Regions from separate parts of the Homo sapiens genome. Here region 1 is linked to region 2. A link is a contact called in ENCODE Hi-C or POLR2A ChIA-PET data. All regions are on one chromosome and are shown on one strand. The core of a region is the stretch at or near the end of the contact, and the rest is flanking DNA. Distances in the headings are between cores, read along the strand shown. Region 1 has its middle 13 kb from the start of LINC02525. Region 2 overlaps GMDS (GDP-mannose 4,6-dehydratase).

Evidence for each region. Hi-C counts contacts between places; a loop is a spot of excess contacts on that map. ChIA-PET counts read pairs that join two places held with the same protein, here RNA polymerase II (POLR2A).
Region 1: a map with no recorded cell type shows a loop between it and region 2 (6-fold over the local background). The contact joins two enhancer-like sites. A Hi-C loop is called at or near these places in 1 of 37 single-sample maps with no recorded cell type. POLR2A ChIA-PET finds 5 or more read pairs at or near these places in 1 of 52 experiments (HCT116).

Annotation. Positions count from the first base shown.
Region 1 is chr6:3,207,181-3,211,108 of GRCh38, reverse strand. No RefSeq gene overlaps it. Among named protein-coding and RNA genes, the nearest start is that of LINC02525, 13 kb to the right of the region's middle. RefSeq lists enhancers at 1,530-1,619, 1,620-1,914, 862-2,061. Within about 2 kb of position 1,813, at least 7 of the 41 ENCODE cell types and tissues checked have a DNase peak (open chromatin) inside an H3K27ac peak, as active enhancers do.
Region 2 is chr6:1,915,934-1,920,043 of GRCh38, reverse strand. The region is part of intron 7 of GMDS (GDP-mannose 4,6-dehydratase); the gene reads left to right. Among named protein-coding and RNA genes, the nearest start is that of FOXC1, 310 kb to the right of the region's middle. RefSeq lists an enhancer at 1-419. Within about 2 kb of position 2,248, at least 8 of the 41 ENCODE cell types and tissues checked have a DNase peak (open chromatin) inside an H3K27ac peak, as active enhancers do.

The DNA of each region.
Region 1 (3,928 bases), core at 564-3,063, 1.3 Mb before region 2:
GGCCGGGCCCAGTGGCTCACACTGAAATCCCAGCACTTTGGGAGGCTGAGGCGGGCAGATCACTTGAGGTCAGAAGTTCAAGACCAGTCTGGCCAACATGGCAAAACCCCATCTCTACCAAAAAATACAAAAATTAGCCGGGCCTGGTGGAGCACGCCTGTAGTTCCAACTACTCGGGAGGCTGAGGCACGAGAATCACTTGAACCTGGGAGAGGGAGGTTGCAGTGAGCTGAGATTGCATAGTACTACTGCACTTCAGCCTGGGTGAAAAAGTGAGACCCTGTTTAAAAAAAAAATTAATAAATTTAAAGAAGTAAGGTTAGAACAGCCCTGGAAGAATTGAGAGATTCTAAATCCTGGAAGCAAAGGACTTCCAAGCCACAGGATTCTTATCCTAGCTCAGCCTCCTACAGACTGGCACAGCTGGTCCTGTCACAGGCTTCCCCTCCTGCTTCCTCTTCCCTTCCTCAGCACTGTCTGGGTTGGGTGCAAGCAGGGGGTCTCAGTCGTGAGACCACAGCGGACCTGGGGTGAAGGCGCTTCTGGGCATGGGCCTCCTCCTTTCTCTCATTCCTGGACATAGCCCAAGGATGGACCTCGGCCTTCGGGTCCTGTATTGCTCCCTCAGTTATCTCTGGGCCACCGGTGATGGAGACACTTCCTCATGTAGACATTCAGCATTGTCTTTGGGGTGTTCCATCACCTTCAGTAGATCCTGGGGGTCTCTGTGGCCCTGGTCTGGGGCTCCTCACTGGCCTCATCCCGCTTCTCCTGATCCTGCTCAGGTTTCCTCGGGCAGAGCTGCTTGCCTGTGACAGTTCCAGCCTTCACTGAACTCCTCTGTCTGCCCCAGCAGCAGGGGCTACAGCCTGAGCCTGATTATGCTGGAGGTTATAGGGACTCAGTGGGCCACATCAGCTCCTGGGAACACATGCACCCCCAGCAGCACAGCCCTAACCTCATTAACTTATCTTAGAACCACTCATAAGTCTCTAGTTCCTCTGAGTGGTTTCTTTAGCTTATAGCTCATGCTCCCAGCAATAAACAAAAAGAGCTCGTTTGCTAAAGGTTCTGTGTGATTCTTGGAGCATCAAGCAGCTCTGCCCCCGGGGCCCAAATGATAAGCAGGCGTCACTCCACTCACATGCCCTGTGACTTGGCAAGCTCCTTAACCTCTCTGGGCTTTAGTTTCTTTATCTGTGAAATAGAAATTTCATCTGTGAAATAGTAACGATCATTATGATTCATAAGGTTAAATCCAAAAGAGTACCTAGAACAGTGCCTGGTGTATAGCAGTTCTTGACATTGTTGGTTATCATCGTTGTCATTGCTGAAGCCATTCAAGGCAGTGCAGAAGAATTCTCACCTCTTAGACAGAGTGCCCCGTAAAGCAAGCACCCTTGGGAGCCGTGGCTGGTGCCCAGGTCAGAGAGCAGGAAAGTGGGAATTCCATGTGGTAACTGAGTGAGGGGGAGTCATGAGTCACACTCTGGGGACTCTCCAAAGTACTAGGTTGAATCATATGAAATTGCTGGGGCTTTTGGAGAAAACCATAGGTTTCTATTAGTGTGGCCCCACTTGCAGTCTCAAGCAGAGGAGACTGGGAAAATACGGATTTCTCAGGTCTCCCACTCTTCCTACTTCTTCCGGGTTCTCCTGATGATTCATCTGCAGGGCGGAGCTTCTGAGTCTACACCCGGCTCCTCTAACCCTCAAGTGCCTACTCATCACCTGGGGATCTAGTTAAATGCAGATTCTGGCTTAGTTGGTCTAGGGCGGGGCCAGAGATTCTACATTTCCACCAAGTTCCCAGCTGATGCCGCTGCTGCCTGATCGTGCTGCGAGGAGCAGAGCTCTAGCATGTCGTCAGCAGGCCTTTGACTCATCCTAGCTCCAGAGATCCCAGAAGTCGCCCTTTCCCTTGCAGCCCCGGTAAATTAAAAACAGAATGAAACAAAGCTGCAGCAGGGCAGCAGCATCTGTGTCAAATTCCCCCACCCCACCTGTCTGGAGAGTTTCATAGGTGACACTTTTCGCTGCAGGCCCATTAAGCCTATTAAAAGGGATCTTTTTCCCTTTCCTTTCTTCACTGACCATTTGTTCAACAGATATTTACTGAGCACCCACCATTGACAGATACTACACTAAGAAGAGAGATTCCAATCTATGCTTTGTACTGCAGCCAGGGTGATTATCAGAATTGAAAACCTGATCCTGTTATTTCACTTCTTAAACTCTCATTTCCCTGAAGTATAAAGTGCAAGTGTCCTAATACAATGCTGAATACCCTCTGAAAGCAGACTTCTACCCTGATTGACAGTCACCCTACCTCTAGCCCTACCCAGTACCTGAAAGCTTCCCCTGCTCCCTGCTGACCAGCCCCCAAGCTTGGGCTCCTGCTCTCTCTCTCTCTCTCTCTCTCTCTCTACCTCACTCTTCCGAGCCTGCCCTTGCCACCTCATCCATCACTCATCCTTTTCAAGATAAAGCTCCCCACCACGCCGTTCAGGGAGTCTTCTCGGAACCGAGGTGGATTTCCTAAGCCCCCTTGGTTCTGACAACTTTACATAGAAATTCTGTCAGTTCCTTTCTCCACAAAACTTTAAGTTTCTCAGACATAGAGAAATGTCTCAGTCATTTCCCCATCAGCCAGTTTTGGCGGAGCTGCATTTCGGTCTAAGCGCTATGCTGCCTGGTAGGAATTCCTTCTTGCCTGCAAGTTTTCCCGTCTCAGAGGTTCATGGCCCCGACCTGCTTCCAGTCATTAGTGTTGGCTCCCAAGCAGCTGGCAAAGGGCTGGGTCACAGATTGCTGAGGGATGGAAAAGGATCCAGGGCAAATGTGCGTCATCCGTGGTATGCAATGTTTTACAGCTCAGCTATGGAGACAGAATCAGTAACAGCCCATCAGGAAAGGGTGAGGAGAATACCAAGGAAGCAAGAGAAGGACAGGAGGAAGGGTCACTGATGTCTCCCGAGAACCACGGTACCCTTAGAAATGCAGTGTGCTGGGGAACCTTAGATACACTCCCACCCTGAAATTCTCTCAACTGTGGATATAATGAGATGAAAAGGGAATCCAAACTCTTTGCAGCTTCTAAAACGAGTCCCATCTTGCTTCGCCTAATGTTTGGAAGGGCTAATCTTCCCTAATTTGGCAGCTGTTGCAACCATTTCACTTTCGTGTCACTGAATTGCTAAAAATCTTTCTTTTCTTTGACACAGAGTCTTGCTCTGTCGCCCAGGCTGGAGTGCAGTGTTGTGATCTCAGCTCACTGCAACCTCCACCTCCCGGGTTCAAGTGATTCTCCTGCCTCAGCCTCCCAAGTAGCTAGTAGCATGTGCCACCACGCCCAGCTAAATTTTGCATTTTTAGTAGAGATGGGATTTCACCACATTGGCCAGGCTGGTCTTGAACTCCTGACCCCAGGTGATCCACCCATCTTGGCCTCCCAAAGTGCTAGGATTACAGGCATGAGCCACTGTGCCCAGCCAAACCTTCTTTCTTTTATGAGAGAAGAGTTTGAGAAAATATTTGACTTTTTTGTTCTTCTCTTGAAATCCCAACCTCTGTTACAAATCACACACATACACACACACACACACACACACGCACCCAAGCACACACACAGCAACACTAAACAAAGACATTTTTCTTTTTTTAATTTTATTTAAGAGTAAGGGTCTCACTCTGTCATCCAGGCTGGAGTGCCGTGGTGCCATCACAGTTCACTGCAGCCTCAATCTCCTGGGCTCAAGTGATCCTCCTCCTGTCTCAGCCTCCCAAGTAGCTGGGACTACAGGTATGCACCACCACACCTAGCTAATTTAAAAAAAAAATTGTAGAGACAGGGTCTCCCTATGTTTCCCAGGCTGGTCTTGAATTCCTGGGCTCAAGCAATCCTCCCACCTTGCCCTCCCAGTGTTGG
Region 2 (4,110 bases), core at 999-3,498:
CCACAAAGATTCTCCTTATCCTTTTTCTCAGGTAAAGAAGAAAGTTCAATCCTCTCTGTGAGTGTTGGGTCATTTGTATCTGTTATTTCAGTTTTCTACCTGTTGACTTCAATACAGCTGGGATAATTGATGGCTTTGTAGTGCTGATTTGATCCTGAAATCCCTGTGACTCTGATTGATGGCCCAGGGCATCAACGGTAAGACCTGGCAACACGGAATGGATACTGTAGGAAATGGGCCAGATCTCGTGTAAGAATAAGATGTTTAACACTGACTTGCTGGAGAAATAAGTTTAATATAGGCTGGGGACTTGGTTCCATGTGCTTCTACTCTATGCCTTATTGAAGGTGAAGAATATTCAAAAGCCATTGTACTCTTGGGATCAAATTTCCAGAGGATTTTTGACTTGTTAGAGTTGCTTCAGAAACTATGCTGCATATGCCCCAAACAGATAAATTTGAGGTATAGTTAAGTGAAAGTCTCCTTTTCCTTTTAGAAGAGAAAAACAATTGGACTTCTACTAGGGCCAGTTAGTTACAGGTACAGTTTACAGAAGCCGAATTATGTAAAGGCAAAATTGAGAAATCCTTTGAGAAATTGTCTTTACATTGTTGGCCTAAGCCTCATATGGAAATTATTAGTAGAGTTCTCAAAGAAAGGGATGAAATTACTCCATAGGATAGCTTCCCTAAGTACCTCTCAGAGTTATGTAAAATATTTGAGATCACTTTTACCATTTTTTCTCATAGAGAGAATGGTTGGGCTCTCACTATAGAGAGAAAAGTGAGGGAGACCTCTGAGGAGCAGTCAGGACTTTGTTAGCTATCTCATGTCGGTCTCTCTTGGGGAAGCTCCTTGAAGGCAGGACCTGGATCCTATCCCTCTTTATCTTTAATCATCCCTCCCAACATGCCTGGCACATAACAGATGCCCAGTAAATACCTGAATTGGATCTCCCTGCCCATCATTTCTTTATAAAATTATAAAAATGAAATCTGTATATATGAAATGTGTTCCATTTCTCTTACTATTAAAAGATGCTTTCTTTAGCTAGCACAAGACATTGCCCCCAGAATATGATCTTACCACACTTAGGTTGAGTTGTGCTAGATTTACTTGATATCAGCAAAATGTTTGCAAGCACCTTTCTTTCTGGTTGAGTGCAGATCATAAATGAAAGGAAGTAACGTCTATATGTTCTCACACAGTGGCCAGTTTCCTGATTATCTCTAGATTCTACTATTATTAGACTTTATTCCTAGCTTTATTTTTACTTTTGATTTACTTATTTATTTTGAGGTAGGTCTCACTCTGTCACCCATACTGGAGTGCAGTGGCATGATTTTGGCTCACTGCAGCCTTGATCTCCCAGGCTCAAGTGATCCTCCCACCTCAGCCTCCTGAGTAGCTGGGACTACAGGCATGTACCACCATGCCCGGCTGAATTTTTTTTTCTTTTTAGTAGAGATGAGGCCTCCCTATGTTGCCCAGGCTGGTCTTGAACTCCAGAGCTCAAATGATCTGTCCACCTCGGCCCCCCAAAGGACTGGATTATAGGTATGAGCCACCATGCCCGGCCTTATTCTTATTTTTAAAGGAAGAATATCTGAGCAGATAGAAAAATGGAAAGGCAGAAGGATAAACTGGCCCTGTTTTACAAAATAATATTTAAAAATCACTAATATACCATTAGCTTATAAGACCAAGTACCCATGGGAGTACTTGATGATATTGACATCAGCTCATTCAGAAACCTTTTTGTGTGATCATCACTCTATTTCCTCTCAGTTTTCAAGGATCTCATTTGTTAGAGGATTCTTCTAGAGAGCCAGAGTTCCAAGGAGGGCTCTATTATTATGGAAAACCGTCACACTCTCCCATCCCTTCTCTTCTCCCCTCTCTATCCTCTCTCTCAGTCTGTACCCATCACCAACACATGCAAATTAGAAGCAGGTCATGTTGTAATAATAGGACTTTATTTTTAAATACATATAGAATTTAAAGATTCTTATGTATTTATTTGACAGTGGCTCTGGGAATATCTGTGGAAACAGTGCAGTAAGAAGAAAAGAAAAGCCTTCTGCAGTACCATTTTCTGTCCCTCGTGAGTGTGATTTCATTTCCTCCCTGGTCGCACATCACCCACATGCTCAGACGACATATCCCTGTTCTTGGGTCCGTCCTCCAGCTTCTGACTCACAGAGCAGAGCGATAGTCTGTGGGTGCCTGTGTTGGAGGGTACAGGTTGCATTCCAGGAAGGTGACTCGGCTGGCATCCTGCCTCTCGGGGCATTCTGTCACCAAGTCCACAGGATACAGATACCCCATTCAAGGTAGCAGAGCTGCGCCTACTTTGTCTCAACAGAAAAAGGCAGAGATGAGGATTTCAAGGGCTGCATAGTTTCATGTGCTTTTTCTTACAGTGTGTCCTTTAGTCAAGAATTACTTGCTGGTTTTGCCTGGGTCTCAAATTTCAAGTTTGAAAATAAAATATAAAGATCTATCACTAGAACTTATTTTAAACCCTGGAAGATTGTCCTATTCTATTCCTGTAGTGCTTTGTCATTTACATCTTTGTATTTGATTCTCCCAACACATATTTGACCATGGTTAGGAGAGCACGGATTGTTTTTTGTCATTTTCATAGGAAAAGGCTGACATTGAAAGGAGAAACCCTTGTTTGATGTCTTCTCTTGGTATCAGGCAGTGGGTTCCAGCCCTGCTCTGCCAACTCCTCAGTGCAGTGACTTACCATGATACTGTGCCATGTTTCTGGGCTGATTTTTGGTATATTTAGTCATTCTTGTGAGATTTTTAAAGTCATTTTTTTTTAGTGACTTCAAGTGTTGATTGTGTAGCAAACGTATTCCTCTCGCTAGGTATTACATATAAACTAGCATCTCTACTGCTGGCCTAATACCTCTAATCATCCTGTGAAACCACTCCAGTGTGAGGAACTGAGTGTGAAGGAAACTGTAGAACATCTGAGGAGCCACATGTGAAAAGGCCAGTCCCTGTGTCCTAAACAGACTTCCTCTACATTAAGCAGTCCTTTAATAGTTGTACAATCATATAATTTGAAGAAGATATCCATTCTGTACAGGAAATACAAGTTTAACAGAAGTCGTTTCATTTGATCCTTATCTTCAAAAAAAAAAAAACCTGAAGAAGCTTGAAGACGTGGCATGGGTGGTTTAGATTCCATTGCCTTTTGTCAGTGGCAGTAGAAGCCTCATTGTAGTTAAGCATCTGCCTGGGCCTCTGGGAAAACAAAGCATCATTAACTGGCTGGCTAATGAGTCATCTATTAAAATTATCCCTAATGAATTGTGGGTTTGCTTGTTTAATTGCGCGTGGTATTGTGCTCTCAAATGTTAGCAGTCCAGTGGGGCTCAAAGAAATTACACTGGCTTTATTGAGCATTTCAGTAGGATTCTTCCTAAGTCACTGTGCCACGATTGGCTCTCTCTCTTTCTCTCCCTCCCTTTTTCGTCTCTCTCTCTTTCTTTCACTCTCCTTTCCCTCTGTTCATCCCTACCTCTCTTTTTCCCTCTTCCCTTTCCCTCCTTTCCCTTCCCCTCCCTTCAGCTCATCTCCTCTCTCTCTCCCTTTCTTTCACAGATTGTGGGGTAGGAATACAATATGAAAACTCTTACTTTGGAGAATCTGCGCTAATGGCATCTTGAGTATGAACAGCCCCCCACCCCCGCACGTGAAGGGTTGATAGAGCCTGGTGAGCAGCTGGCAGACGCCCCATTTTCCTTCAGCTGCACCCTCACGTTTCATCAGCGCTGGTCACTGTGGGCGTGCTACCTTGTAACTAGGTGGCTGCTGGTCTTCCTTTCCCTACAGCCATGTTGTCAGTCTAGAATGGGGTAGCAAAAACATCATAGGAATAAAGGGCTAAACTACGTAAAAACCATGATTGTATATTGAAAAATGCTTAATGACAGTTTTTACACCAGTAAGAATGCCAAGATCTTCAGGTACAGCTTAGCTTCCACCTGCGAAGCCTGCGTGAGCAGTGGCTGGGCGGGACATGTCTGAATGGTGAAGGTGTTGCCACCTCCCAATATGGCCCTTTCTTTATGAACAGCTCTAATGGTCAGT